Linked DNA regions of Homo sapiens: all the other regions are linked to region 2. A link is a loop called in an ENCODE intact Hi-C map of the cell type or tissue named here. Cell type or tissue: GM12878. All regions are shown on one strand. Each heading gives the region's core, and the rest is flanking DNA. Links, peaks and the distances in the headings are about the cores only.

Region 1 (7,931 bases), core at 1,049-6,048, 100 kb after region 2:
AGAGGCATGAGATGGTCAAGGACGATGCCTGGACACTCGTACTGTACAACTGGGGAAAAGAAGTTGCCATTCACTGAACCAAGGAAGTCTGGGAAGATGGAGTTTTGAATGTTAAGAGTTACGTTTTGGATATTTTAAATTTTACATGCTTATCAGTCATCCAATTAGAGATAGCAGGTAAACACCCTAGACAAGAGCTATTCATGCCTTCAGCCACCATGTTATACTGCAACTCAATCTGTAAATCAGGTAATGCGCACCTTGAGCCTTCTATTTCAGAAACAGGGGTAGGTGTTTAAATAAAAAGACAGACCTCAAAAAAAGACATATTTGAATCCTTACCCAATTGTCCAATAGCTGTGTGACCTCTGAAGGAGAATTGAGAAAATCCTTTTGCCTGTGTGAGCTTCACTAAAAAGTAAAGGTAACTTCTATGTCATAGAGTTGCTTTGAGACTAAAAAGAACATTTTCTAATTGGCAGACACTACAGTTGAAATATTTTCCCTTTCACTTGTTCGTTTCCCTTTCTCTCCTCTATATCTTGGTTACTTGGTAATGAGGCTAGAATGAATTAATATTAGACACGAATCAAAGATTACTGAAATTGTTCTGTAATGTTTAAAATTATTTGCTTTACCCCTAGTTCCTGACCATTGCATATACATGTCTAGATTAACTGATTGATCAACTGCCTATCCACCAAGGGTCCTCATCTTATTTTCACATAATGCAAAGATCTGCAAAACTTACAGCTGCCTGTAATTGTGATCTTTCCTCCCCTGTCATTTCATTTCTTTCTTTCTTGGTCTGAGCATCTGGGGCAAAGGCAATATTTCCTCTCCCACCTATCTCTGGTTTCCAGCCTTCTACTTACCGAGTGCCACCTATCCTAGAACAGAACATCATTAAATGACTTCCCGCAGAAGGCAGCTGGAGTACTCAGCCTTTATGAGAGAGGACACATACCTTAGACACTTGAATGTGCTTTTCAATCAATATGCTCTGGGCAGCAGTCACTCAGACTCTGCCTAGAACCTGTAGAGCTCTTCGGGGCTGACCTCACCATATTTACCCAAAGACTGCTAGACATCAGGAGGAGCAGGAGAGACACAGAAGGCCAAAAGAGAAGCTTTCTTTAAGCTATGCAAGTGGATCCAGAAATGCTGATTCCGTAAAGCAGCACTGGCATTTGGTGCCATTGGTCTGTGGCAAAAAGTCAGGGAATCTCTTCCTTTGTGTTTCTTTTTCATACATTCTGTAAATAATATCAGTACAGCCCTTATTTATTTCTCCATCCATTTATTCATTTGGCAAATACGCCTGGAGATAAATGGCTTGGTGTAATGAGAGAAACGCCCTCAATCCTGCTTACCTGCTACAAGCAGATGGACATCACAACACCTATAGGGCAGTGGTGCCTACCTAGCACAGTGACCAGGCTGTGGTAAGTACCTCATAAGTAATGGCTTATTGTTATAATTGCTGAAGAAATGTACAAATTTATGAATAAATGAAAAGATGGACTAAAAATTGATGACTGAATGAATGAGAAAGAAGGATGCTCAGATGGTGTAGATAGATAGGAAATTGGAATGAAGTGGACTTGGGGAAAGGTATATAAGCCTTCCCTCTCCCTCTATAGTGCTATAATTAATTTTATTGGCTCTTCCCCTCCTAGAATTCACAGCCTATTTGGAGAGACAGTGGCTCCAAAATTTTTGAATCCACAACACATAGCCCAGAGTTTGGTGTAGAGTGAGCAGAAAGAGTGGAAACGACTCTGAGCTTCTGGCTCATTAGACACAAGTTGGAATCCCAGCTTTGCCTGTGAGAGCCTGGGCCAGTCCTTTGACTTTCATGAATCTCCATTTTTTTCCATGAGGAGGGTGACAAGAGCTTATCTTCAGAATGGTCACAGAGTCCAATGGGTACAAATGCGTGTCATAGTAACTTGCCGATCATCATGTACTATAGAAAGGCAAAGTTGTTCAAATAAATTATCAGGCTCAGGAATAAACAAACAGACAACAAGCCAGATTCAATTCCAGTCTACAATATTTCATCAGTGTCCACAAGACTGAGGAATCTTTGCAGACAATAATCCAATTTTCTGGAGTAGGAGCATAGTGAGGCTATCCTCTGTTATATCCCTTCATTATTCTTAGTCTTGCAGGTATTCCTTCTCCCCAGGCCCTCAGAGGTTTTGCACTGCCGTGGTCCCCAAACACCAAGCATGACTTGGGATTGACTGGCAGCATCAGAAGCCCTGGGTGAGGACTGAGGAGAGAGAAGAAATTTTCGTTTTCAAAGATTTATGGGATATTTCTGAAGCCTTGAAAAAAATAAATTTGGAGAGGTTCTAATTTTGGAAAACTTGAGAGAGACTGTGGCTGTTTATAAAAGAATTTCCCAGTGATTAGCCAGCATGGTGGGTAGCTACTGATATGCTCACCTTCACACTGCCTTCCCCCCTGAACTTCACACTGCCTTCCCCCCAAACTCTATAAGTTGCAAGACATTGTCTTGAAAACTAGTTGGGCTTGAGAGACATTGGCCTGGTTTTGGGGCTGACCTCACCATGTGGTCTCTTCATGAGTAAATGTGCAATCTCCCCGAGGTTTGCTGAAACACTCAACCTTGTGCTGAGGTTTTCTTGATGTGGGCGTCCCCTCGCAGATGCCTGGTGGGTGTTAGCACTTCCTCGCTCTGCCCCAGCTGTGCCCACTTCTGATCCCTAAGACATGTAAATATCAGGGGGCCTCATCTGTGAACACCCCATGGCCTTGACTCTCAGGCTGCCAGCATGTCTTGGGAAAGGGAGCCTGCCTCCCCTCTCTTCCTGAAAGCCGAGGCCAGGTCAGTGCCAAGAATAGCCAGTATTTTTTGAAGAAGGACCTTCACACAGCCTGTGAGGGTGGCAGGCATAGGTGCAAAGGGAAAATTTCTCCTTCATCCTCTGAAGTTTCACGATAAATCAACTCACGAAAGGCAGATTAATTGGAGAAAACACATACAAATGTATCTGACCATAGCTTTAGGTGACACGGGAGCCCTCAGAATGAAGACCCAACCCCTCAATGAGGCGCAGAAGTTTATAAACCATCTTGAGGTTACAGAAAGAATGGGGGCATGGGAGCTGGTCATACAGGTCATGGGAGGGGGAAGAAGAGGACTTCCGTTGAAGGACAGTAAATGGTTACCAGGGAGAATTTAATAGCCTTAAAGAACAGGCAATTATCTGGGACAAGCTCTTTTGGGTCCTCAGAGCAGACAATGGTTTGTGACAAAAGTCTGCCCAGGTGTGTTGACAGATCTTAGCCTTCCTTCCTGCAATATGGGTTCAGCTCATGAAAACTCAGACAAAGGGCAGGAGGTGATTGTTTTCTTCATTGGTAGGTCTGGACTTTAGGCAGACAAAGACTTTCAGAGAATCCTACACTTTGGGAGAGACGGTAAGATGTGGGGAGGCCTGAAAGAGCTTAAAGCTCCTGTTTCAGTTCAGCATGTACAAAGCATCATATTTTGGGGTATCGGTTTCTGAGCCCCAACACAGGCATCGCAGTCTTCACTGAAGAAGGAGGAGCAGAGGCTACTGTGCACAGTTCGTCCCAGGGAATGAGAAGTTGAGCCCAACTCTGCCTCCAAGGCCCCTCAGCCCCTCCAGCTTTCATCTTCTGCTCTATTCTCAATGTGCTGGACCACATTCTAGGTGCCGTCTTAGTCTGGAGAGCAAAGGAGAAACAGACCCTGACTTTGACAAAGTTAACATCAATACAGACCGAAAAATGTAACTAATCTCATAAATGAATATTTGCAAACTACTATGAGTTGATTTCATCTGAGTTTTGAATGTAGCCTTGAGTTGAAATCTGAAGGACAATTAGGAATTTCAGCAAAGAGTGAAAAAAAAAAAACAAGTCTAACTAAACAAGCCTTTTAAGGAAATGAAAGGCCAGTGAGGGAGTTTGTGTGAGGGAGAAACATTGAGATAAGCCTTCGAAGATTATTAAAGACCAGACCATATAGGTCCATGGGGACACTGTCCCAAGAGCAAGAAGCTGTTACAAGTTTTTAGGCATTAGAGTAATATAAACAGGTACACATTTTGAAAAGCTTCCATAGGCTGCTTTCTGGAAACAGATTGGAGGAGGCCAAGAGGGTTACACAGGATGCCAGTTAAAAGGCTGTTATCCAAGTGAGAGGTGGCGGTCTCACTAGCAGCAAAGTCTGAGACCTGGATTCTGGTGCAAGTGAATTATGCGGGGACCTCTTGCAGCAGAACCCTGCAGGGGAAAGAGGGAGACAGAAGGGGGAAGAAGTGTTATGGGGAGGCCTGACCTAAGCCTGATTTCTCAGTAAGTTCTGGAGCTGAGCTATTTCACAGACTCTGTGAAGCCCAGAGGTGAGGGGCTCAGGCAGTCTGTAGCCCAGAATGCCTGTGGGGGTGGGAGTGGGGAACCCAACCTCTCAGACATCACCAAGCCCTGTGGCTCCTGTCAGTCAAAGGCAATCCTCCCAAAAAGGATTAAAACATGAGTAGTTAGCAATCACCCTGCAGCAGCAGAAGGAGGAGACAGAGAGACGCTCTGTCTCTCTGACCCTGTCTCTCTCTGTCCCTCTCTGTGTCCGTCCTTCTCTGTCTCTCTCTCCCTGGCCTTGACAGTATCCACTACGCTCCAGTCATGGTTCCAAGTGGCAATGTTGTTTGGATCAATGAATCAGACCTAACATAGTACTCTATGTTACTAAGTAGAAACCAATGCCAATGATATTAAATAAGTAACCATACAGAAGCTTATGTGGCTAATGGCTTTTTAAAGGTATTGTTTCCTCCAAATGCCAGAACAGAGGGAGAAAAGGGCAAGTTTGGGAGGGACAATTCTCATTTTGTTGAGGCTCTAAAGTCCTGGTGCAGGGCCAGGCTTTGAGGTGTGTGGGATGTGCTTCCTGTTCTGCATAAAGGTGGCAATTGTGTTCCAACACCTGGGACACCTTCCACCTCCACAGTCTGTAGCTACTCCTGGCCCTCAGGGAGGTGTCTGTAAAACTCACAGTTTTCGTCAAGTAAAATGAACCCATTCTCTATGGATATCAAGTTTCCTGCCAACAGCTTCAAAGAAAAAGGAAAGTTTAAGTCTTTTGGAAAGACTTAAAGGGAAAGCTGCCCTGGACACCGCTTTGACCTCTCGCTGATGTAGCAAATTGCTTGGGTGAAGTTTACAGAGGCTGGCTGTATCATGAGAACCAGATTCTAGAGCTAGTCTATGGATGAAACGTGGCACAAAATCTCTCCCTGTTTTACAGGTGAAGAAACTGAGGTAGGGAGACATTAAGCAGCCTACTCAAAGAACACAAAGGTAGTGAAAGGCAGAACCAGGAGTGAAGCATAAAGCACGTGGCATGACACTCCATGTCAGACATTAAAACACATGTCCGCAACTGTGAATTTGGGAAATTGTTAAAACACGTTATGACAGTGACATTACAAACTGTAATGCAGTCATCAAATATGATTTCATGGAGGTACATCTCATAGTGCATATATCCTAATGCATGTATTTTTTACCAAAAAATTAGTATTTACATATATGTGTGCCACAAACCAGAATATATCGTTTGTATTATACGATTTTTATTTTCCTGTTTTTTTCTTGTACTTTTCTCAATTTTCTCGTGTGTTAATTTTGTAATAAAAATATTCTATAAATATAAACTTAAAAACTAAATTTCAAAAAAGAAAGGAAAGGGGAAAGTGAGGAGGGAGAAGCTGACTTTCTCCAGTTGTCTTACAGGAAAGAAAGAATTTGGTGCGAATAAATGACATTCAAGAGAATCAGAGGAAAGGCAGATGAGTTGATGTGGGTCAACGAAATAAAAAGAAGCAAGAGAAGGAGAGCATGAATGAGAAACAAAAAGGGGAGAGAGGAACTGTCTGTCTAAAATCCAGGCATCCTGGTGACAAAAGCTGCTCAGATCATTGCTCTCAGAGCAAACCTCACTCCACAGATGCAGCAATGGGGTGCAGGGTTCTGAGGCCACTTCCCCAGCTCTATGGGGACTGAGGCAGAGCTGTACTGGGCAGGCGGACACTGCACAGTGGACAAGGCATGAGCCCCAGCCAGGGAGACCTGGGTTTGAAGCCAGCACCACCCCCAACCAGTCAAAGTGCACGAGTGAAGGATGTCCCCCAAGATTCAGCCTCTACACCTTAAAGGTGGGAATCATTTCCACACACGAATGTTTCTGTGAAGGTTAAATTAAAAGAACGGTTGAAATGAATGTGCCCACTACAGAGAAGGTCATAACACATTGGCTTCCTTCCCTAGTCTAGAGAATTCCTTCCCCATATGAGAACCCTCAGCCTTGAGCTACATTGGCCTCAGATGCATCAGTAGGAGTTTGATTGGTAACAGAACCAGTTTCTGCTTTCTGACTCTGTCTCTTCCTGTCTATCTCTGCCTCTGTCTCTGTCACTCTCTGTCTCTCTATTTCCTGCTGTCTCTGTTTCTCTGCCTCTCTCTATCTCTGCCTGTCTGTCTCTGTCACTCTGTTGCTCTCTCTCTGTCTCTCTTTCTCTGTGTTTTAATCTCTGTCTCTGCCTCTCTCTACCTCTGTGTCTCTTTATCTTTCTGACCCTGTCTCTCTGTATCTCTCTGTGTCTGTCCTTCTCTGTCTCTCCCTCTTACACACAAGCACATGCACCTGCACACGCCTGTAGTACAATAACCATCTGGCACTCTTTATTTCCAAAGTCTATTGATGATCTCACTGGGTCTAAGGGGACCAGTCTGTTGGAAAGAGAGCAACAAGCCCAGAAGGGCCAAGCTCAGGGCAGAGGCAGTGAGAAAAGCAAACACAAATTGTTGAAATAACCTCCCCGTGGTGTCAGCCTGTCATGTTTGCCCCCTCTCTCTGCCTTTGTACGCCAAACACCTCCCTCTGCAGAGTGGCGGACAGCTCTGCTTTCAATTATATCGGCTAATGTTTCCCTGTCACAGCAAGGCTCAAATCTTGCCAGCCATCCACAGGGCCTGGTGGATTGGTCTGTTAAAATCCTGCATGGCTTTACAGCACCATGGGCAAGAGATCTTCCTATCAAAGGCATCTCTGAGCTAATGCTACTGTGATCTTGGCTTGCCTGCAGCTTTGGGAATGAAAGATGGGTTCACATTCACAATACCATGATGGTTATTATTCTACTGCCCAGTAAAACTATGTAATTTGTCCTTGGAAACTGCCAAGAAAGACATCCCAGACTCTTGTCTCTGAAATCAGGGAAACAGAATCGAGAAAACGTTAAGTTCAACCTGAGTTTCCACCCATGAGTTTAGAGATGTGGGGCGGACATCTCCTTCTGTAAGTCTATTTCTCACAGCCATAACACAAAAAGTTTGGACAGAATCACCATTTCCCAAGGTGTGTTCCTCCAAATGCTAGTCATCAAGATTCTGCAAAAGAATAAAATGAGTTGTTTCATAACCAAATACTATGGGAAGCAGCTCAAACTCTCTTGAGTTTCATGATGCTTCTTGGCATCTTAGAGATCCTGAGACATCCTGAGAAGTCCTGCAGGAAATACACCTGCTGTATTTGCTATCAAATAAGTTTAAAAAAAAAAAAAAAAAAAAAAAAACTGGCCGGGCGCGGTGGCTCACGCCTGTAATCCCAGCACGTTGGGAGGCTAAGGCAGGCAGATCACGAGGTCAGGAGATCGAGACCATCCTGGCTAACACGGTGAAACCCCGTCTCTATTAAAAATACAAAAAATTAGCCGGGCGTGGTGGCGGGCGCCTATAGTCCGAGCTACTCGGGAGGCTGAGGCAGGAGAATGGCGTGAACCCAGGAGGCGGAGCTTGCAGTGAGCCGAGATGGCGCCTGGGCAGCAGAGCGAGACTCCGTCTCAAAAAAAAACCAAAAAACTACTGGACAC
Region 2 (7,931 bases), core at 1,972-6,971:
TTTGTTTTGTAGATGATGAATTAGGTGCTCAGAGAGTTCCTGACACTTGCCAAGGTCGTTCGGCTGGGCAATACCTGAACCATTTGGACATAGGCTGGGGACGTGGGCCAGATGCTGTATTAATCAAAACTGGAGCTCACAAGATTTGCCTGATAGTGAACCTAGGACTGTCATTTTGGAACTGCTTAAATCCCACTTTTCTGTTTCAATTCCAAAAGCCCTGGCTATGAGAATGAGGGAGAGGCCAAGAGCACAGAGCAGGCAAAGCTGGCAAGACAACCGCAGGTTCTCCCCCTGCCACTGGAGGGGCTCTTCTGCCCTTGCTGCTCACCAGTCTCTACTCTCATCTTGTTGAATCGGCTGCTCAGTCTCCTGTGGCACAGCCATATGTATTCAAACTCATGTAGGCACAAAGGGCCTGGTGGGGATTGAAACTCAGGTCTCTGAAGTGGCATAATGTGTGCCCCTTTGCTCTGCTAAGGTTACAGGTAATGTATTAGCTGCAAGTTCTGAGTGTCAATTCAGCTTTTTTCTGGCTACCCAACCTTCTGCCAGGTGCTGGACAATTGCTCTCATGATGGTCCAGTACTGCTCTAAGCCTGAGTCTCCTTCCTGTCCCCTGTGCTCCAAGATTGATAACTAGATTGCTGCCCCAACCCTTGGATTCAAGCCTCTTTTAATAACCCATTACTCCCATGATCCCCAATCTTTCAAAGACTGAGCCCCCAACTTTCCTTCTTGGCTATCCTTCTATCCTCAAATAGAAGCTTCCGCAAAAGCCAAACATGTAGCTTGAGCCCAGCTCCTTGATGAAAGAGCTGAGGCTGCTAACTTGCCACCCACTAATTTCTAAGCCTGTCCTCCCTCATGTTCTTGTTATTCTGTCTTTCCTGTCTGCCAAGCCTTATTTTATAATCTCACATTTCACCCTGATGCTAATAAATAGGACAAAGACCAGGAACCCCATAACTGGCAGAATAAGATCTCAACTGTTTAACATAGAGAAGGTGTGCTCATGATGACATAGACCCCAGCAACCTCTTCAGCCTCACTCTTCCCGTCACAGGCTATGCCGACCTGAAATGACCCTGGCCCACAAAACAGCTTGAATTTTCATGGATGCACCATGCTGTTCATACCACTGCCCATTTTTATTTATTGAGATTTTTTTAAAGCATTATCGAGGCCTAATTTGTATACAATAAACTGCCCATATTTAATGTATACAATGTGATGATTTTGGACATACCTGTGAAGCCATCACCACAATATTAAGGCAATGGCTGGGTGCGGTGGCTCACACCTGTAATCCCAGCACTTTGGGAGGCTGAGGCAGGCAGATCACTTGAAGTCAGGAGTTTGAGACCAGCCTGGCCAACATGGTGAAACCCCATCTCCACTAAAAATACAAAAATTAGCCGGGCATGGTGGTGAGTACCTGTAATCCCAGCTACTTGGGAGGCTGAGGAAGGAGAATTGCTTGAACCCAGAAGGCGGAGTTTGTAGTGAGCTGAGATCATGCCACTGCACTCCAGCCTGGGTGACAGAGCGAGACTCTGTCTCAAAACAAACAAACAATAACAAGAAAAAAAAAACACCAATATTAAGGCAATAAACATATCCTGCACCTCTAAATTTTTCTTGTGTTCTTTTTGTTTTATTTGCTTATTTGTTTATTTGGTAAGAAAACTTGACATTAATTTTTTAAATTCGTACTAGAGTATTGATGACTATAGGCACTATGCTGTACAAAAAAATCTCTAGAACTTATTAGTCTTGCATATATGAAAACTTATACAATTTTGTTCTACTTTTTAAACTTATTCATCCTTCAAATCTAGAGCTTAGTTCACCTCCCCTAGGAAGGTAAAATGTACCTTTCTCCTTGAGAAATGATCTACGTGTGTGTGTCTACTATTTACTGAAAGTCTGCACTATCTCTGCTTCTTTCATGAATTTCTGTCTTTGCATTTGCATGCTCCCAGAGTTCTATCCAATGGGTACCTTGGCAGGAAAGTGAGCTGAAATCCATTTGACTAGTTAGCTAGCTTATTCCAGGGCTATAAAACAACAGTCCCAGGGGCCTGTATGGTTGTCAGACATTTCTAATAGATCATAGTTCTCTTTCCTACTGAGCCAGCCCAGGATCTCAGAACTCTTTGTAAAGTTATGCTGCAGGCAACCACCACCAATCAATGTGAAATGGAATATGAACTTATTTTCATCAAAAGATTCCATGAAAACAGTGAGAAGGCAAGTCCCATCTTGGGAGAAGATATTTTCAATGGACATAACAAAGCATTAGCATCCTGATCTTACATAGAATGCCTCTAAATAAAGAAAGAAAAGAGATGGCACATTTGCCGTCTTCACTCTAGGAACATTCGGATGGGAGAAATCTTGAGTTTCCTGACCTCAGGGCTTACCCTTCATTGACATAAACAACAGGCACCATAGGAACATGTGACTGTTTGATGTCAACAGCAGGTGTGAGTCAGGCTTATGTGCCACCCGCCCCCGCCACCCACCTCAACTCAGCTCACCTGCTTTGTCCTAGAGCCAGCAGAGTCCAGGCTGCTGTTAACAACTTCATGTCCCCGTGGGTAGCAGGCAGGTGCTTCTGTCTGATCTGGCTCTCCTTGACCACTGTACTCATCAAATAGACCAAGATCCCCAGAGTCCAAGATCCTTACAAGGGGGCCAGAAAGGGATGAGCTTTCTGAAGAAGCACTGATGTAAAATACCAGGAATTTTGACATCGAAGAAGATTTTTGTGATGGCAGCTGGGATTTGGCCATAATCTAGAAGACACATGGTGAATACAGTTGCAAGTCATTTAGTCATATTTCTTGCTAAATTGCTGTGTCTTCAATGGTGAGTCTGTTCAACTTTACTTTTGTTATGCTTCCCTCAATCACGAAAAGGACAAACTTCTCAACAGACTGGTCCTGAGTAAAAGTGACCTGAATTCTCTGATAAAGAAGAGGGAAAGATTCGGCTGGGTAATGCCAGGTTTGTCTCACTTGACAGTACAATGTAACTAGTTTTGCCATAATGTTGTGAGAGGAGATATGTGTGGGCCCAAGACCAGAATGGTGGAACTATGCAATCAATCGTAGATTTATAGCATTGCATGCAACAAAATGCCCAGGTTTGGTGTCAGGAAGCCCAGGTTCAGGCTTTGCAAATCCTACGATTGGGAATCAGTTCCTTAACCTCTCTGACTTTTGGCTAACTTGATTATAAAACCACGTAAAGAAAGGCTTTTCATATGGTTGTTCTAGGGAAAAAAATGAGATAATGACTATAAACCTCACAGAAGTGCAGGCACATAGTAGATGCTTATTGAGTAGTGGTTTGTCTTCTCCTATTCCACTCCAAAGGAAAAAGAAGAGAAAAGAAAAGAAAAAGATATGTATCTCTAATGGGCCAGCTGGCCATAGACTAACTTTAAAAATGCACTCTTAGGAAGTAAACATTAGCAATATATATTCAGAAACGACTCTTCAGGAGAATGGCACTTATGTATGATGGATATGCAGGAATGTCAACTCTCTGGGGCTGGAACACATTGCTGCATTCTCTGTAGAACTCTAGCACTTAGTTCAGCAGCAACACAGAACTAATATTCTATGAAAAGTGATAAAAGCATCTCTGGACAAAATACAACAAGCTCCTATCAACTACAGCCAGCAAAAGAAGATGGACAGCATGGTGCCTGGCATATGGCAGATGCTCAGAATGAATAAATTAGCAGGACTTTGAAAAACACACAGATGCATGGCAAACCAGGTAGTGCATAAAATTAATAATCATAGAAAGCAATGTGCTATCATTCACTGAAGGTGCTAGGCACTTTGAAACACTCATTTTCTCAATACCTAACTTGGAAAAAAAGTCCCCATTTTATACATCAGAAAACTAAGACCAAGAGAGTTTCTCCAGCTTACCAAGTATAACATGGTTAATACATAATGAAGCAGGAACTTGACTGTCTCCAAAGGTGTTTTTCTTAAGACTCACCTGGCCCAGGACTGATGGGGACAAGATCTGAACGGGCAGTGAAGGGGGGAAGGTGGGCTGTTGTCATGAATGTCCGGGGTGGTGGTGACTTGAAGAGTTTGGTGACTAAGAGGTGGATTGTGGCACAGGGTTTATGGGCAGACGTGGGGGCTGTAGTGGCATCAGGGCTCTTGCCATGAAAGAGGTCTGGCAGAGGCACCCCCAAGACAGGCAGCTGAGGAGACAGGAAGCTGTGGCTATCACCTGGGGATAGGGGAAATAAAAGCCAATGCCATAATTGACAGCTATAACCGAAAGGGGGGCTTGGAATTGCTGGTGGATTATTTTCCCTCTACATTGAAGCTGCTCATTTGTCTTCTTAATCTTGGGTTGTGCTTTCTGAAATCTCCTGCACTAGAAATTTCCTAAAATGAAATGTCAGAGCCTTTACTGTCCTATTCACTCCCGCCAAAAGGGAGCAGCATAAATAATTCATATTATTCTCTTTAGGATCATGTTGGCAAAAATATATTAGCAGATATAATTGTCTGACACTTCAAGGAAGTGATGTTTTAAAAATAGGAACCCATGAGGAGGGAGAGAGAGAAAAAACACCTGACTCACTTGGCTTCCTGTGGCTATTTATTTTAAAGATAAGGCTTTTTTTTTTTTGGTCCTCGAGTTGCTGTCATATATATATTTATAATGTGCAACACACCTCTTCTAGGTTCTTAATTCATCAATTCTCACCTCTTCTGCCTCTCCTCTACAAGTTTAGTCTTTGATTGCCATGGAACTTCAGAGTTAGATGGAATGTAAAAGGCTAGTCCCCATTCAGAGCTTGAACCCCTGTCCTTGGGTGTTTACTCAAATTCAAACAAAACCACTCAGTGACAGTGGAAAACCCCCTCGTCTCACCACAGGACTTTTCCAAGTTCAGTCATACCATTTCACTCCTACTTAAAAACCTGTAGCTTTTTCACTTGTCATTAAGATGAAGTTCAAAAATCCATAACAGCCTTGCCAATCTCTCTCTCACCACAGGGCCTTTGCAGGGGCTGCTAGCTTTGTGTGCTCCTCAAATCCTGTTAAATCCGCCCAACCTTCAGTAATGTGCCAGATGTAGCTTAAATGAGCTCACAAAGACTGACTGTTAAATTTTCAGACATTTTATGAGCTGATTGTTCAACAGAGCTATTATTAAAAATGAAATTACATAAACTCATAAATATATTAAAAGCAAAGGTAATAAATATGCAAAACTCATTACTTTCTAATTATTTTCACCACATTGTACTCTATAATCTTGAGGTCATTTTTGTATAATAAAAATGCTATATGATGGTGGCTACTGCACTTGTCTTCCCAATTCCACATTCATATTGATTGCTTGAAATCAGCCATAATGAGGACATTTACAACATGAAAATCAGCAAACACTACTCACTAGGGCTTGTCCCCTGCCCCACCACTCAGAGAGACCGTTGCTAATCCTTTAGGAACAAACCACTGCTTCAAACTCACCAAACTTCAGACTACGTTAGATTTGCATGTGGTATGATTTCACAGGACTGAATTCCTTTCTTGCAAAGCCTTCTCTTTTTGTAGTTACACTTTAACAGTAACTGATACTACTACATGTATGGATTCTGCCCTCCATGAGAGCAGAATTCTTGACACATTTTGCACACCATGATGATATCGCAGCAACAAAAAGGATGCCACACTCATAAGAAATTATTGGTTAATAACTGTAGGGTAAATATCAAACTCAAATTGTTAGAAACATTCAACATGAGTGGAAATCTTCAGCCCCTTTTAAGAGAGAATAACAAAATATCTTAACAGATGAAAGAGAGTTCCTCTTAGGAAGAATCTGTCTTTCTTTGAAGTAACATTCATAAGTTGAGGTTATAGAAAAAGCCTGAGAATTGTGATTACCAGAAACTAAGGAACAAAAGATGTGGCTAAAAACCCCTGCATGAGAGGAGAGGAATGGGTAGCCCGGTGGCATGAGACTGGAGGACTGGGAGCCCCGAACCACCCGGGGAGAAATCCCCTGTGGTTGCATTGCGAGAGACTGTCTCAGAAAAAGAATATCTGATAGTTCATTTGAAGTTTTTGTTGATGAGAAGTAAATAATTCTTTTTCTAAAACTAATACATAATGATTGTGCAAATTTCTGGAGAAGTTGGTTAATGGGTACAAAAAAACAGTTACATAGAAGGAATATGGTCTAATGTTTGATAGCACTGTGTGATGACTATAGTTCACAATAATTTATGGTATATGTCAAAGTAGCTAGAAGAGAACATATGGAATGTTCTCAACACAAATGATAAATGTTTGAAGTGCTGGATATTTTAAATACCTTGATTTGATTATTACACATTGTATGCGTGTATCACAATGTCACGTGTACCTAAGAAATCTGTAGCTTTCCTTCCTAACTAAACCTTAGTAAAGTCCACACACAAAAAGATGTGTGTGTGTGTATGTGTGCATGTGAGTGTAAATTAATTAAGCGAATGAATTCCATGCTTGAGATGGTACCATGGGGAATAGATACAGTATGCATGTGATGGTTAAAAAAAACCCTCATACACTGAAATGGTTAAACGTACATATGAGTTGTAAACCAGAGGTGACCACAATGAAGTAAGAATAGACCCATATGAAACTCTCAGTAGTTCTGGAGTTTCCAGTACATGAGGCATGTACGATTTTGATCGGTTGGGTTTTTTCCCTTTGATCTCAACGTGCTGGGAGATTGGGAACATGTATTTCAGCGGTGGTTCTATTTCTAAATCTATAGAGTAGGACATACTTCACTTGTAGTTGCAACTCCCTTTTGAGGTAGGGGAAAGGGAAATTTGGAGCCACCCAGAAATGTATTCAAATGCAAGATTAAAAATTCAATGTAGAGTTCAAGGTCATTATATTTATCCAGCAAGAACCAATGAAGGCTGAATGGGAATGAATAGTAGGCAGATTTTCAGATATATTTTGGAGGGAGCACAATCAGTACGACTTGACAATAGACCAACATTGAAGGTGAGGGAAACAGATGAGTCATATAATGACTCTCAGAGTTGAGGGCATGCTGGTATCACTTAGTGAAATGGGGGAAAACTGCAGGAGCACCACACCATGGAAGGAAATTCTTTACAATGTGAGGTTCAATGGTGCAGTGATGAGCCAGGGTGGCCGCAGATGGTGGCTATGCAGACCGTGAGCTTGCCAGGTAGGTGCCCAGAAACACTCATGATGCAGTGGCGTGACTAGGGCCCCACAGCCACTGCCAACACAGCCACTGGCCATATCTTTTGGCTTTTAATCATCACCTCACATTGTGCTACTCAGCATCCTGTTGGTTTCTTTGGATAAACTTAGAGGTTTGATTCATATAAATCAGTGTCTATATTTCAAATCCATTTGTTTTTCAAAAACAAATGGCAGTAAAAGTATTGTCTTGATACTGAATATAGTAACCGTTCTGGAAAATTTCCAACATGCATCTTTTGTGATCTTTCATATTTGCAAGAATTATACCTTAAACATTTAATGAAACGTGGTCAAGTAAATATCATGGGGAAAAAGTTAATGGGCAGGTAATTATACATAAATTATATGTTTCAAACTTTTGCAACGTTCCTTACAGTTCTTACAGTATAGAGGTTTAAGGGACATCAAGAGCAAACCATGACAGTATTTGACTTTCCATTTCTGATTGTTTCACTTGAGATAATGGCTTCTAGTTTCATCAGTGTTGCTTCAAAAGGCATGATTTCATTCTTTGTTATGGCTGAATAGTATTTCAGTGTGTGAGTGGGTATGTGTGGGTGTGGGTGAGTGTGTAACATTTTCTTTATTTATCCCTTGATGGACACTGAGGTTGACACTTTGCTCTCGTGAATGGTGCTGCAGTA
Region 3 (7,931 bases), core at 1,358-6,357, 77 kb before region 2:
CAGTGGGATAGTGAAAGGAAAGGAGATACAGAAACCCAACAAACAAGGCTAGGCCCATGTGTGTTAGAGAAGGAAAGTGACCTGCCAGAGAATAATAAGGGGTTAGGAAACCCAGCTGAGCCTTCCCAAAATAATATTGGAACAGAAAAAGGAAATTTAGCAAATAGAAATGCTATTTTGAGCATGGAACATTTAAAAGCCAAGGAAAGACTGTTTCTTGAGGAACACAGGGCAGAGGTACCAGAGCTTTCAGGGTTGCTAGAAGCACGTGCTTCAGAAACATCAATAGCTTCAGTTTGGGAATCTGCTGGGGCAAGTTTCAAGTCTCAGGCTGAAAAAAGTTAGGTCTAAGGTAGCAGCATCCTTCCTAGGAAGTGGATGTCACAGGTCTCACCAAAAACGTGGAGATTCATGGCAATGAACTGACTGTCAGGACAGGAATGCCTAACAGAGATTAGCAACCGTGTCACTTGAGAAATGCACACTGGGTGCAACTCTAGGCTTCCAGAAACAAGAAACTTGAAGGAAAATGAAAAATAAGTTTTCAATTAGTATGAAGGAAATGAGAGGCATTTTACATAAACCAGGTGAGAAAGGTTGGGACCACGTAAATTTCTAACCTTTGAAGAGTAATTGCTAACATTTATCCATTTATCCAGGGCTTAGTCTGGACTGGGCACTGTTCTGTTTCACATGCGCTATATTAGCTGTTGTGTTAACTCCTATAATACTCTGATAAGGTGAGAACCACTTTTAATTCTTCTTTTATGGATGAAGAAATGCAGACACTGGGAGAAAGTAACTTGCCCAAAGTCACACAACTAATAAGAGGAGCCAGGATTCAAACCAACGAAGTCTGTTTCCAAAGACAGCACCTAAATTACCATCCTATGAAACAAGCCAGAATGAGTCTCCAAGAGAGGGAGTAATTTGCCTGCCTTGCCGAGAGAAATGCATGGTTTCACATTAAACTCTATCAAGAGAAATCTCTGCTGGAATAAATTGTGTGTCCCAAAAAACTGGCAAAGACTAACATTTGGAAGACTGGAACTAACAGGGTCTCTCCTTGGTGTGGCAGACACTGGCTAGCCAATCCCATATCCAATTCCACCTCCCTTATCTTCTTTCCACCCTCAGGTGGTCATGTGGCATGGTTCCAGTCAGTGAGATTCAAGCAGAAATATTCTTTTACATTTCTGGTTTTTGTTTTGTCTTTGTTTTACTTTAAGATGTTTAACTGACAAATCGTATGCTTTCAAAGTGTACAATGAGATGATTTAATATACATACACGTTGTGCACTGGGGGACATGGAGAAATGTTAGTCACGTGGTACAAGCAGACAAATTCTGGCTGCAACTTCCAGGAAAGCTTTTACTTTCCTGACAGCTTGTGAACCCTTTCATGCATTGCTGTCTTTTTTTTCTTCCTTCCTGGAATACAGAAGTGTCTGGAGGGACAGCAGCCTTCCAGGGATCATGAAAATAGTCACCAACTGAGGATGGTGAGCCCTTGACGGCACCATCCAGCATATTCCCTGGGCCGGGACTGGCCACCTCTGAACCTCTTGTTTGGAAACCAAATAAACCACTGTCATTTTCACTTTTTAAAAAATGAACATATTCCAGTAACTTTTTGATCATTTTAGCTGATCTTCTTCATCTTTACCTCTTGAATCTGTCTAAATTTTTAACAACCACTATCTCCAATGGGATGATGCCTCAATCCTGAGTTGCCTTTCAATAGCCTCTTGAATCTGGGCCCCTCCAGCTACCACTGGGCAAGTAATTCCACACAACTCACCGAGGGTCTGACCTCTTTTCCCCTGAGGAGCAGCTTCAGCTCTGAATCCCTGCCTGATCTAGTAACAGCTAAAGCATACCCCCCTTTCCTGATGCCCAGTTTAGGCATGGACACGTCATCTCCCCACTTCCATGTCTCTCTAGCTTTAGTTGTATCAAGAAAGCATAAGATCTAAAACCAAACAAAAGAAAAGTTATGTGAAGAGTAATAAAATACTATATTTTAACCTGCTTACATGAATAGGGGGTTGATACATTTCTTTTTCTGTTTAGTTTTTTTCAACAACAAAAAAAAACTATCTGAGAAGAGAGAAGTCATTAAATTAAGGAATACTTTTCAGATCATACAAATGTTCTAAAGCAGTGATTCTCAAAGCAGGGTCCTCTGGATCAGCAACATCTGCATCACTGGGGAATTGTGAGACATGCAGATTCTCAGGCCCTATCCTTGCTCTCCTGAATCAGATACTCTGGGGGTGGGGCCCGGTAATCTGTGTTCTGCCAACCCATCTGGTGATTCTGCTGCATGCTCAAGTCTGAGAACCATTGCTCTGGGCAATAAGTTATTCAACTAATCCTTCGCTCCCACTAACCACACTCACGTACTGAAATGCAGACTCTTTTAGAGCAAGGCCTGAGTCTTATCTATCTCTGTGCCCCCAATATGTAGTAACATGCCTCAAACAAGAACAGTCCAGAAAATATGCAGACCAATGAATGAATCAGAGAACGATAGTGGTGATTCTTCATTTTTAAAGCAAGCCCAAAGAAAGGCAGCTAATTCATTTAAAAATAATTAATAATAAAGGCAAACTAATTCATAAATTTGAATTAGAAATACTACACATGAAATAGCAGGCATTATTCTTCTTGAGCTTTGTCATAATAGCTACATCTATTGCTGTTTTTCTTTTCTATTGTGAGTTTTATTTTATATGCAGAAAAATATATTAAAATATATATACAATATAAAATTTTTAAATGAAGGAAACATGTATGAAACTACCACTAAGAAATAGAATTTTGGCCGGGTGTGGTGACTCATGACTGCAATCCCAGCACTTTGGGAGGCGGGGGCAGATGGATCATTTGATTCCAGGAGTTGGAGAGTAGCCTAGGCAACGTGGCAAAACCTCCTCTCCACAAAAGATTAAAACATTAGCAAGGAGTGGTGGCGTTGATCCGTAGTCCCAGCTACCTGGGAGACTGAGATGGGAGGATCGATTGAGCCCACAAGGTCAAGACTGCAGTGAGTGGTTATGGCACCACTGCGCTCAGCCTGGGCAGCAGAGTGAGACTTTGTCTCAAAAAAGAAAAGAAATATAATTTGGTAAGTAATGTAGAAGCCCCTTTGTCTCTATCTTTGTGCCTTCTTTGAGATAACCACTACATACAATGTTGTAACCATCATTTTACCAACCATGTATAAATCTCTCAACAAATGTCATTTAGTTTTCTCTGTTTTTGAATCTTAGTGAATAGATTACCTGTGGTTTGTTTCTTGTTCTCCAGATGAGAACCACTCATACTGATGCACATAACTGTGGTTCATTTTGACTGCTCTATGGTTACATTGTGTGAATACGCCATTTTTTTGGTCTATTCTACTATTCATGGGCATTTTGGTTATTTCCAGTTTTTGCTATTATGAACATTGCCTCGTCACAATGACCACCATCTCAGGCTCCCTTTGAGTCAGATATACACCTTTCCCTCTCCACTGGCTCCACTAAATTGTTCTGAAGCAAGTCACAGGGTATTATTTCATCTGTAAGCTATAGAGATTCTTTTGATGAATACAATTCGTAATTTTAATGCAGTCACATTGACCAATCTTAGTTGGGTCATGGGTTTTAGACTATTTTTAAGAAGAAAAAAAAACCCTTTTCTACACTGAGTTTATAAATATTTTTCTATCTTGTTTTTAAAATCTGTGTTTTTAAACCTTTCACATATAGTTCTTAATCCACCAGGAATTGGTTTCTCTGTAGGAGGATTTAATTTCATTTTTTGTTCAATATGGATACCAAATTGTTCTATGACATTCGTGGAAAAATCCATCAGTTCACATCATCACATGTGGCTACAATACCACATCTGCTGTATCTAAAGCTTCAATATCTATGCAGGCCAGTGTCCAGGCTTTCTGCTGTGCTCCATTTGCTAATGTTTCTGTCCTTGCACCAGTAACTCTGTTATAGTCCTTTATCTTTATAATCTGGAGACCAACTACTCACCTTGTTCTTCCAGAAGGCCATGGCTATTCTTAGACTTCTCAATTCTCTTATGAACTCTAAAATCAGCTCAACACATTACTAAGTGATTGTGATTTGGTTGGTACAATATAGTACATCAATTTTGAGGTAATTGGTATCTACACAATATTAATTCTGTGAATCCATGAGTGTAATATATATCTTGCATATCTCCTTTTTGGGGTCTTTTTCAGTATATTTTAATTGAGTTCTGTGATTATCTCTTTGAAGGACTCATATGATTTTGTTATATTTGTTCTTAGATAATTATATTTTTATACTATTGTAAATTTTAAATTTGACTTCTGTATGTTGCCAGTATATAGAAATAGAATTGATTTCAATATTGACTTTTGTATCTAGCAACTGTGCTGAATTATCATCCTAACTTTATCTATAGTTTTTTGACATTTGCTGTAATCTATTGATACATAAGAAATGATTCCCAAACCCGGTGGCTTAAAGCACTAGTAATCATTTGTTATCTCTCATGGCTTCTGTGGGTCAGGAATTCAGACAGGGCAAAGTGGAAATGGCTGTATTTGCTTTACAATGTTTTCAGCTGGAAAGCTGAGGGCTGGAATCATCTGAAGCCTTGTTCACTTGCCAGCAGTTGATGCTGACTATTAGCTAAGACCTTAGCTAAGGCTGTCAGCTGGAACACCCCCAAAAGGCCTCCTCATGTGCTCTGGGATTCCTTCCAACATGGTGGCCAGGTTCCAAAAGTGAGTGTTCTGAAAGAGAGAGAGTGAAAAGAGAGTGAACCATAACATTACTTCTCCTGAATTCCATTGATCTGGGCAGTCATTCATTCCCTCCCAGCTTAAAGGAGAGGGAGCAAGATGATCTCTCTCAGTGGGAGGAGTCTCAGGTACATGGAAAGCAGCATATGAGATGGTATTGGTGGGGCCATGTTGAAATAGTTTGCAACAATATTGTTAAAAATAACAGAAAAATTATCTGTAAATAATGACAGTTTTGTTTCTTCTTTTATCATCCTTATTTCTTTTCCTTCTTTTTTTCCTTGCCATACTACACTAGCAAGCCACTTTAATATTATGTCAAATAGAAGGGATCAGAAGGAGAAACTTCTCCTCATCACAGAAAAGAATGCTTTTAAACATTCCATTACTAAGAATGACTTTTGTTGCAGGTTTTTACAGAAGTAAATATGATTATGTGAAACTCATGTCCCCAGCAAGGAAGGATTACTGCTCAGCTGTAGAGATGTATTCAGCAGACGGCCTCTAGCTGATAACCCTTCAGGATCTGTGAAGATGCAGAGAGCTGCCCCAGCTGCAGTCACGTCCTGTCCAGGGCAGCCCATCTCTGGAGACTGAGCAAGGTAGGAGTAGAAAGGCCTGGCCATTTTGGCCCAACACAGGATCATCTGACGGGAAGTACTAGCTTCAGAGCTCCCCACCATGTTTTCTGATGTTCATTTTGCCTGCATTGAAATTCACTTCTTCCTTTAACCAATCCTGCTTCCTATGATACATGTTGATTCCTAATAAATATCTTACAGCCATGTCAGCACCTGACTCCAAAAAATCCATCTTACAACTGTCAAGACAGATATGGTAGGATAAAGTGGTCAATGAGAGGGGTTTTGGAACTGGATGACCCACTGCCTGGCTGGAGGGGGACCCCATTCCTGGTAAAAGGTGGAAGAGAGCGAGGTTTCACAGAAGATGGTAGTCTAATCGTTACAACATTTGTTGAAGGCAAGCTGGGAGGCTACTTCAGTGGAAAAGAATACATCAAATACAGAGGCATATCTGGCATTTAAGATATCTGGAGAAAATAGTAGCTGTAATGTTAAGAGGATTGAATAATGGGTTAACCTGCTAGGGTACCATAATACAATACCACAGACTGGGTGGATTAAACAACAGAAAACCATTTGATCACAGTTCTGGGGACTGGAAGTTCAAGATCAAGGTGTCAGCAGTGTTGATTTCGTTTAAGGCCTCCCCCCTTGCCTTGGAGATGGCCGCCTTCTCACTGTGTCCTCACATGGCCTTTCCTCTGAGAGCACATGGAGAGAGAGCTATGGTATTTGTCCCTTTGCTTATCATCACAGCAGACCTATTGGATTAAGGCCTAATTCATGACTTCACTTAACCTTAATTATGTCCTTAAAGATTCTATCTCCTATGGTCACATGAGAGGCTAGGGCTTCAACATATGAGTTTTGTTGGTGGGGCACAATTCAGTCCATAACAGATGGCTCTTGCTAAGGACCATTGATGCATTACAAAATGATAATGAACAGCTGAAGTGAGTAATAGGCAATTAGTCGGAAGTCAGATGTGAAAGTCAGGGGGCCTCTTTACTTGTGTATACGGAAGCAGGGCAAAGGAAGCCAGAGGAGCAAGTGGGAATGTTTGAGTAGCACCACCCCAGGCTGCCATCAGTCAATACCTTGCACCAGGCAGAACACTCCAGCCATGCACACTACAGCAGCAGCCCCTTCATGGTCCTGTTGGCTCCTGTTTCTGAGGGGAAACTGGAAAGAGGACATTAGAAGAACAAGCTAAAGCCCCTATGTTGTCATTGGGCTCAGGCTGCATCTGGTACTTATGGTCTGCCCCTTTGACATCTATTCAGCAGGCCAAGGTGGCTTACCAGCAGGACTGAAAGATATGACCCAATCCTTCACTTCTGGGTGGTTGGAACAGCGCTCATCCATTCATAATTGCAAATTGATCAGCCAATTTCCTTGTGATTCCTCCAGCTCCTAATGTGAACTGTAGCCTTGATGCCTTTTGCCCAGCTGGTCAATTAGCCATGCCAGTTGGTGACTCCGCCTCTCCTATGTCACTTTAAATCATGCTATAATGCACAACAGTGTGTGTACATCTTTTAGATTTTGTGGGGTTTTTCTAATCAGTTTGCCCTTGGGATATTTACTTAGAAGTATGTCAGGACAAAGAATGAATATGCATGGATTTTTAAAAATATAATGCCAACTTTCCCTCTATAGGTATTGTACCATTTTGAATTTATGCCAGCAGTATGAGGATGCTTGTTCTCCAAAACCCCACCAACAGAGAATGTCATCTAATTAAACATATTTTGTTTTTGTTTTAATTTTGAGGCTGATGTGATTTGAGAAAACCTGAGCTACACAAGGGATATATCTACTGCTTCCTACCATACCAATAAACTATGAGCCCCCTGTTGATATGGTTGGGCTGTGTCCCCACCCAAATCGCATCTTGAATTGAAACCCCCACAATTCCCATGTGTCATGAGAGGAACCCAGTGGGAGGTGATTGAATTGTGGCTTTCCTGAGCTGTTCTTGTGATAGTGGATGACTCTCACAAGATCTGACGGTTTTAAACAGGGGAGTTTTCCTGCATAAGCTCTCCTCTTCTCTTGTCTGCCGCCATATGAGTCATGACTTTCATCTTCCACCCTGATTGTGAGGCTTCCCCAGCCATGTAGAAATGTGAGTCCAATAAACCTCTTTCTTTTGTTAGTTGCCCAGTCTTGAGTATGTCTTTGTCAGCATTGTGAAAATGGACTAATACACCTGTGTATACTGATTTTTCCTCTGGAGAGTTGGAGAAAGAAACTCCACCACATAATTTGACTTTCAAGAAGAATTCATCGATAAAGCTAGTGTTTCATTCTGTCTTTGACCTTTGCCAAAGGTTTCTGTTTTCTGCCCCCTAAGACCTTGGAGAAACTGAGGTAGCGCAAGAAAGCTATTCAATGGGGTGATGGAAATAAACAAAGTAGGGTTTTCTTTATTTGCATGAGAAAGACTCATGTGGGCAAACTCTCTTTCTCTAAGTACGTAGGGGAAGTTTCAGGGAACAGATGATAGGCATCAAATTTCACAGAAGGCTAACCATTATTTTCCAGA
Region 4 (7,931 bases), core at 1,996-6,995, 160 kb before region 2:
CAAAAGCGGCGCTAACAGAGGAAGCTGCTGCTCAAAGCCATAGCACAGTGAGAGGTGAGAGAGTCATGCTGGGTCTCAAGTGAGCCAAAGTGAAGCATAGCCTATAAAATAGACGAATTAAACAGTGCAAAAAGCCAGCTGGTAGAAAAAGGAAGTTGAAGTAGATGTGAAATGTGAAATGGAGTCATCCTGAGCAGGTGAATGAAACCATGAAGGCAGGAAAAGACAAAGAGAGCTTAGCTAGTTCCTGGACAGCCTTAGCTCCTGAACACCACTTGGCCTTCTAGATCCAGGACCGGCTCTGGTCTTTGTGTGTATCTTTACCACTTCTTTTTCCCTTCAAGTGGCTGGAGTGAGCTACAGTCCTTTAAGAGCATGGTGGCAATGTGCTTTAGAGTGAAAACTGCCTGGACCCAGCCTTAAAGTTTAGATCAGGCTTCTGCCGGCCTGGCGCAGTGGCTCACGCCTGTAATCCCAGCACTTTGGGAGGCCGACGCGGGCGGATCACGAGGTCAGGAGATAGAGACCATCCTGGCTAACACGGTGAAACCCCGTCTCCACTAAAAAATACAAAAAATTAGCCGGGCATGCGCCACTGCACTCCGGCCTGGGCGACAGAGCGAGACTCCGTCTCAAAGAAAAAAAAAATACAAAAAATTAGCCGGGCGTGGTGGTGGGCGCCTGTAGTCCCAGCTACTCCGGAGGCTGAGGCAGGAGAATGGCGTGAACCCGGGAGGCGGAGCTTGCAATGAGCCGAGATCGCGCCACTGCACTCCAGCCTGGGCGAGAGAGCGAGACTCTGTCTCAAAAAAGAAAAGAGGGTAGGGTACGGTAGGGTACGGTAGGGTACGGTAGGGTAGGGTAGGGTAGGGTAGGGTAGGGTAGGGTAGGGTAGGGTAGGGTAGGGTAGGGTGCAGGGCTTCTGCTTCATCTGGAGATGGCCTCCTCAGTGCTGGGCATACAGAATCAGGTTTCACAGGGAAGACCTGGCGTAAATGCTCCCCCATGAGTGATGTAGGTGGAGACGTAGGAAGCTGGCCCACCACAGTGTTCTCATTTGGAACGTGTAAAAACCTTGTGAGCAAAATTAAGCTTGGACTATTGCCCAGGAAATGCTGAGCTATCCTTCTGGCCTCTCTGATGCCTGCTCCATGTTTCAGCCAGAAAACACAGGAAATCAACCGACTGGGAGTCTTCTGTGTGCTCTGTGGCACCTTTCCTCATGTCACCCCATGCACGTGCAGCCACCACCCCTGAGGTTCTTGTCTGGCTCTTGCTAATCAAAATTCTTTAGAACCTAATGCTTCTCCTCTTTATGCTCCTGCACAGGCCCAAGGATGGGGCCCTTTTCTTTGTCTTGTTTTGTTTTTTATCTACCAGTTCCTGGAAACAATTTGAATTATTTCTTATCTTTCTCTTTGGCCCCAATTAATAGCAGCCTTGCTTTTACTTCCATAGAAGCAATATATGTTTATTGCAGATAATCTGAAAAATACAGAAGAAATGACAGAAGAAACAGTTTCCAATGTAGAGACAACCAATATTAACATATTAATATACTTTTTCTGATTTATTTTCTATGAATATATTTATAGATATAAGATATATTTTTGAATTACATATAATCTGGCATTTTCTCTTAACATGATTTTATGAATATTTTAGATTATCATGAAATATCTTCAAAAATACTTTTAAAGTTGCTGCAGAATATCCTATTAGAGGGGAAGACCATCATTTACTCAACTTTTCCCTGTTGTACATTTACTGTAGTTCAAGGCACCATTGATCATAGTTCTCCCAGAGCGGTTTATATGATAACCCCAGTCTCATCATAGTACAGATGGCAAATGTACCAGGTGATGTGGAAAGTCAGGGGCTAAGATTGACCTCTGCAACCAGCCTGCCAGCATTTAATTCCAGCTGCACCATTTACTTATGCATAAGCTCAGATAAGTTGTTTAACATTCTATACTTCAGTTTTCTCACCTGAAATGGGGATAATAAAAGTCCTTTTCTCACAGGTTCATGGGGAGATTAAATGAGTTAATACCTCTAAACTGCTTACAAAAGTACCTGGCACATTGAATGGTTGTTATTATTATGGCACTGTTAGGGAGAACAGCTGTCCCCATTCATGATGTTGGTTTTTATCAACTGAGGATGGACCTCTTCAGTAGGACCCCTGGCCTCCTTCACATTCTCCCTCTTCCTGGATATTCTTCAGAAGAGGGTGGACCTACCTCGGTGGTAGCTTTGGAAAAAGACGTGGGTATATGCAGTGTTGTGGATTGAATAGTGGTTCCCAAGAAAGATATGTCTAAGTCCTAATTCTTAGAACCTATAAATGTGAACTTATTTAGCAAAAGAGTATTTGCCCAATGTAATTAAGAATCTCAAGATCATCCTGGATTCAAGGTGGGCCCTATAACCAATGACAGATGTCCTTTTAAGAGAAGAGGCAGGAGAATCTTTGATGAGACAAAGAGAAGGTGAGGAGAAGACCCACGTGAAGGCAGAGGCAGAGACTGAGGTGATGCGGCCACAAGCTAAGCAACTCCTGAACCCACCAGAAGCTGGGAAAGATAAGGAAAGATTCTACCCTAGAGGCTTTGGAAGGACCACTGCCCTACCCACTCTGATTTCTGGACCCCACAACTGTGAGAAAACAAACTTCTGTTGTTTTAAGCCACCAGGTTTGTGGTACTTTGTCATGACAGCCTTCGGGAAGTAGTTCATGCAGCCCAAGCCCTTTGTCTGGGTAGTCAGAACCACATGTTCTAAGCTGCTGCTCCAGGTCCTAATCCTCACGTGGACGGGTTTGGCATGGTCTTTGCTGGGGTGAATGAATATGTGTAACACTGAAGATGACGATCAGGAAGCCTACCTGGCAATGGATATCCATGACACTTTCTTCCGTTTCAGCTCTATCAGTATTAAAAGACATCTACTGATCTCCATATGACTCATTACTCCTTGTCTTCCTTTCAGTTATGTAGAATCCAGGAGAGAAACCCCAGTAGCTACATTAAACTTTTGTGGTTTTTTATCTTTAAACTCATTTCTCCTATCTGCTCTTAGGGTAAGAGTGGCATCCTTTTATGCAAGGGTCTGGGTGTATTTAACTGCCTTCACACGCGCTCCCATTTTCTCCACTTCTTATTCTTTCATCTTATCTTTGGATGATTTCAGAAGGTTCCTGTCCTGTCTCAGGCTCTTATGATCCCAGCACTGAAAGCTGGGTGCTTGCCTGTGACTTGCTGCTTGATTCTGTTCTCTCTGAACCTCTCAATGCCTACCCAATACTGTGTTCAATTTGCTCCTGCCTCTTTGGGCTTGACCCAGCATAACCTTCCTTATTCTCCATCTCCCTTTGCAGCACTCTCAGAGCCTCAAGATTGTGTATTAATAAACCCTGTGATGGAGACTAATGTGACAATTTTGATGTGGATTCTCATCCCATGTGATAAGAAAAACATAAAATATTGCGTGATGTTTTTATTGAAGTTTTATGCACTGTAATTTTTATGTTCTCTTTCTCCAATCCAATCCCATATTTTCCATATACAAAATTTAGTGTTTCCAATGCAATCCATGCGTGAAACTCCACACTATTAACAAAGCTATCATCCTTGCTACCACTTAACTCAGTCAAGAGATGCCTTGTAATGCTAATGACTTCATATTCCTAATTCTTTTTTGTTCAACTAGATTACAAAAACCTGGGAGTTTCTGTAACTCCAGGCAGTTTTCACTCTTAAGCACATTGCCACCATGCTCTTAAAGGACTATAGCTCATTCCAGCCACTTTAAGTGAAAACCTGGGAAAATATGGTTCTTAAATCTTACCAAGAGGGGCTTTTGCCCAGAGCTCTGTGCTTTAAAGTATCCAGTAAAGCACACACACACACACACACACACACACACACACACATAACCACACACACATTTGTTAAACAAAACGGGAATGGCTCTTTTACTTGTGATCTGATACTTCTTGCAGACACAGGACAACCTTGACCATAAACATCTTTTTCTATTATCCACACTATTCTAACCCCAGGAAATTCTTCTCATATCTCCTGCCTTATGTTCTTGAAGAAGAGATGCCTACATCTAAAATTCTTGAAGGTTTGTGGATTATGCCAACTACTGACTTTAAACATGTGTACTGCTTCAGTATCCAGGAAGGACTTGAGCAAGAAAATACTGAAGAGAAAAGACAAATTTCTTAGTTTACCCCATCTTCTCTTTTCAGATGGCTTGAATGAAATAAATCATTTCATAATAAGGAATGGCTTGGCACTCATGACAAGAGCTCATTTGTTTTAATTCATGGTATCAGGGGTATGCAAGGGCAGTGGGGTATAGCACATTTAAATAGTTTGCTTTTTTATGTGTAATATTTAAATATTTAGCCATATAGTTTGTAGCCCTGCATTTGTTCTCCTGCTCTGAGCCCTGCAAAGGAGAAGGGTAGACCTGCAGGAAGGAGCTAATTACGTCTGATGCTCCTCAGCCTGCTTTCAGGATTTAGCTCAAGACAATTCTTGATGCATTTGGGAAGTATTGATGCATGTTTTTCAGATGAATAAAAGCTAAATATCAGAGGCTGAATCTTTTTGCAGGAATGACAAAGTGATCAGTTTTGAGACTCACATCAAGGGGACCTAAACTTGCTTACCAGGGGAACCTCAGACAGAAAACAATTTAACTCAACTCTGAGTAGTATTAGTGGAGCACAGGAAGTGACAGGAAAAGGGTGCCTCTGCAGGCAGAGACAGGAAAGGGCAGCAAGAAGACTGTTTTTGAGAATGGAACAGTCTTAAAGATAGACCTGATTCCCAAAGGTGTCATTTTTCTCTCCTGCAACTAAGAATGCAAATAAAGTTCCTTCCACAAAAGACAGAAGCAGGGACTGTGAGAAGCAATCACAGGAGGAGGAAAGTATGGGGGAAATGAGGAACCGTCGGCAAATTACACATGTGGATTTTCACCAGCCACACAGAAATGCACAAAATACATGAGGGCTGAACTTTGACCACGGGCAGCTCTGGAGTCAGAGAAGTGAACCATCATCCCATCAGTTAAGACACTAGAAGGAAAGACCAGCCAGAATGGGCACAGAGCATCAGGATCCTGGAAAAAAGTAATTGGTGGTTGTATACATTTGTCAGATCATAATTACTGTAGGTATTTATAAATGGTTCAATTTATCATGAAGGTATGATTGTTTGCAATTAACCCTGCTCTCTTTATGAAATACTAAACTAACAACTTCCTCAGGTATTATCAAGAAAGAGGTCATGCCAACAAGAAATTTAATAAAAGTTCCTGTTTCCTGATAGGGTAATCCACAAAAATATACTTCTTACTGCATGAGAGAAGGAAAACAAATGAAACGAGAGTAAAGAAAATGCATAATGCAAATGCTATGCCCTAAGATAACTTAATATATTATGTTATACAATCACCATAACACCAAGAAAGAAAACTGGTATGATCTCTGAACTACAAATGAGTAATTTAAGACACATAGTGTGTAATTAATATGCCCAAGATCATATAGCTAGTAAGTGGCCCTACTGGGATTCAAATTCAGGACATCTCATTCTAAAACCCTGATTCGTAGTACTTAGCACTCAATTCCTGGCCCGAATCACATATACTATAAGTCAACACATATAGTTGACTTGAAACTGCCCACAGATGAAATGATTAGCTAGCGTATTAATTTCCTATTGCTGCTGTAGTAAATTATTACAAACTAAGTGGATTAAACCAACATACATTTAGGTATTATCTCATATTTCTGGATGTCAGAAGTCCAAAATGGGTCATTAGGGCCATACATCTTTTGGAAGCTCTAAAGGATTATCCATTTCCTTGCCTTTTCCAGCCTCTGGAAGTTACTCATTTCCTTGGCTCATGGAAAAAAAAGTAATTGGCTCCATCCATCTTTAAAGCCCATCACTCCAACCTCTGCTTCTGTTATCACATCTTTTTACTGACTTTGTTTCTCCTTCCTCCCTCTTATAAAGATTCTTATGATTACTTTGAGCCTACCTAGATAATCCAGGATAATTTCTCTGTTTCAAGATCCTTAAATACATCTTCAAAGTCCCTTTCCCTATGTAAAGTAACGTATTCACAGGCTGCTGGGAGTAAAACATGGATAGCTTCAGAGGGTCATTGTTCAGCTTACCAATAGCTCTTCGTTGATTGATAGTGGCAGGTACATTGCAGATGTTTTGCTTTTATTGAGTGCTGGCAGAGTTCAGATTCTCCCATAAACAATGAAGGGTCAGAGTCTTTTCCTGGCCCTCTGCCCATCTGTATTAGACAGAACCTGCACTCCTATAATTGCAAAACAAAAGGCTCAGGGACATAATGGGAAGCTTAATGTGGTTATCTCCTGCTTCTAGATGGCCAGGGGCTTAGCTTAGCAGAATCTATACAGCCAACAGTCCATATGGGCTTGTTGGAATGGGATGAGTCTGGAGAAGGCACTTGATCAAAGAAATGAGGATCTCTACTGTGAGAGAAGGATAGAAATGGTTTGCTTTGCATCAGAATTTACAAGCAAAATTTCATGGGCTGCAAAAGAAAAAAAGGGTTAAACTGACACCAAATACTTTTTTTTTCTCTTTCCCTCAGAAACACATCACTTATTAGCTCTATAAATAGCTTAACCATGCTGGACTCCCATTTCTTTTGAAAAATTGAAAGGATAATACCTTAGTAAAGATCACCAGGAAGATGGAACAAAATACCATTTGCAATGAGAGTTCACCCCAATTCCTGGCATGTAGCTCAAAATTATGGTTATTTTACTGTAGTTCAGTGTTGCATCCAGGTGGCTTCACAGACTGGTTGCATAAACTCTGGCTCTGTTTCTAAGAGCCTTATTTTCCCTCACTAAATGACAGAATGATAAATATTCACCTAATAGGTTTAGCAAAATAAGATATTTTATCAGAGGTCACAATTCAAATGATGTAACCCATTTGCTATCAGCTTGAAACGTGGGATTGATGTGACGCATAAAAAATACACTCTACTGTGTGCCGTGGCTCATGCCTGTAATCCCAACAGTTTGGGAGGCCGAGGTGGGTGGATCATGAGGTCAGGAGTTCAAGACCAGCTTGGCCAACATGGGGAAACCCCATCTCTAAGAAAAATACAAAAATTAGCCAGGCGTGGTGGTGTGCACCTGTAGTCCCAGCTACTCGGGAGGCTGAGGCAGGAGAATTGTTTGAACCTGGGAGCCAGAGGTTGCAGTGAGCAGAGATCATGTCACTGCATTCCAGCCTGAGTGACAGAGCTAGACTCTGTCAAAAAAAAAAAACAAAAAACAACAACAACAACAAAAAGACAAAACAAAAACAAAACCACTCTATAAATTTGAAACATTTTAGTATTAATGAAAGAATGTATACTAGTAAGTGATTGAGTGCTGACCAAGCCAATGATGCCTGTCTCTGTTCTGCACTTGTTCTCAGGAGCCCCTTGTTCTATAACATCTTTTCTTTTCTCCATCTATTTAAACCATAGTGTCTTTATAATATGCCTCCAAGCTTCTCCTGCCCCTATCTCATCTTCTGTGTCTTGCCCTCAATGCACTCAATTTTAGCTCAGTTCACTATAACTTGTGCTTTTCTGTAAATAAGTCATCAATTGTATTATGCAAACCGAAGGCGCTACACTGACTACCTTGTCATTGGAGCTCTCCAAAACCGAGGCACTCACTCCACCATGGGCTCCAGGTTTTCTTCCTGGAAGTAGATGCTGGCCTTCCTGCAGGGTTCTTAGATTGCGTTTGCCCAGAAGGAGACTCAGCAACAGGGATACAGGTGCAAGTAGCAAACATAAGTAGGGGAACAAAGAAGTGAAATGGAAACAAAATGGGCAATAAAGCGTTTGTTACTGTG

What was found. Peaks named below come from ENCODE experiments on the same cell type or tissue, not always from the same donor. Only the 100,000 strongest peaks of a DNase experiment are listed, where the experiment ranks them.
Region 1: a loop joins it to region 2, with 2.7 times the contacts of the local background. A loop is called at or near these places in 1 of 110 quality-filtered maps.
Region 3: a loop joins it to region 2, with 5 times the contacts of the local background. A loop is called at or near these places in 1 of 110 quality-filtered maps.
Region 4: it touches region 2 in a loop (2.9-fold over the local background); 1 of 110 quality-filtered maps calls a loop at or near these places.

The regions. Positions count from the first base shown.
Region 1 is chr4:10,624,297-10,632,227 of GRCh38, reverse strand. All of the region lies in intron 2 of CLNK (cytokine dependent hematopoietic cell linker), which reads left to right. It overlaps LOC105374480 (a long non-coding RNA gene), which reads right to left. Exons shown (of 5, transcript XR_001741593.2): 4 at 7,309-7,449; 5 at 3,093-3,723. Among named protein-coding and RNA genes, the nearest start is that of CLNK, 57 kb to the left of the region's middle. In GM12878, for the core only: no CTCF peak of the experiment used is centred there; no DNase peak of the experiment used is centred there.
Region 2 is chr4:10,729,471-10,737,401 of GRCh38, reverse strand. It overlaps a transcript of CLNK not described here. Among named protein-coding and RNA genes, the nearest start is that of LINC02498, 4.2 kb to the left of the region's middle. RefSeq lists a silencer at 4,993-5,042. In GM12878, for the core only: no CTCF peak of the experiment used is centred there; DNase peaks (open chromatin) are centred at 4,901, 5,567, 5,985 and 6,651; H3K4me3 peaks cover 1,196 bases; H3K27ac peaks cover 3,217 bases.
Region 3 is chr4:10,805,586-10,813,516 of GRCh38, reverse strand. LINC02498 (long intergenic non-protein coding RNA 2498) reads right to left here. Exons shown (of 4, transcript XR_925377.3): 4 at 4,580-4,790. Among named protein-coding and RNA genes, the nearest start is that of LINC02498, 72 kb to the right of the region's middle. RefSeq lists an enhancer at 6,179-7,378. In GM12878, for the core only: no CTCF peak of the experiment used is centred there; a DNase peak (open chromatin) is centred at 3,406.
Region 4 is chr4:10,890,442-10,898,372 of GRCh38, reverse strand. No RefSeq gene overlaps it. Among named protein-coding and RNA genes, the nearest start is that of LINC02498, 160 kb to the right of the region's middle. In GM12878, for the core only: a CTCF peak has its summit at 4,777; a DNase peak (open chromatin) is centred at 4,797.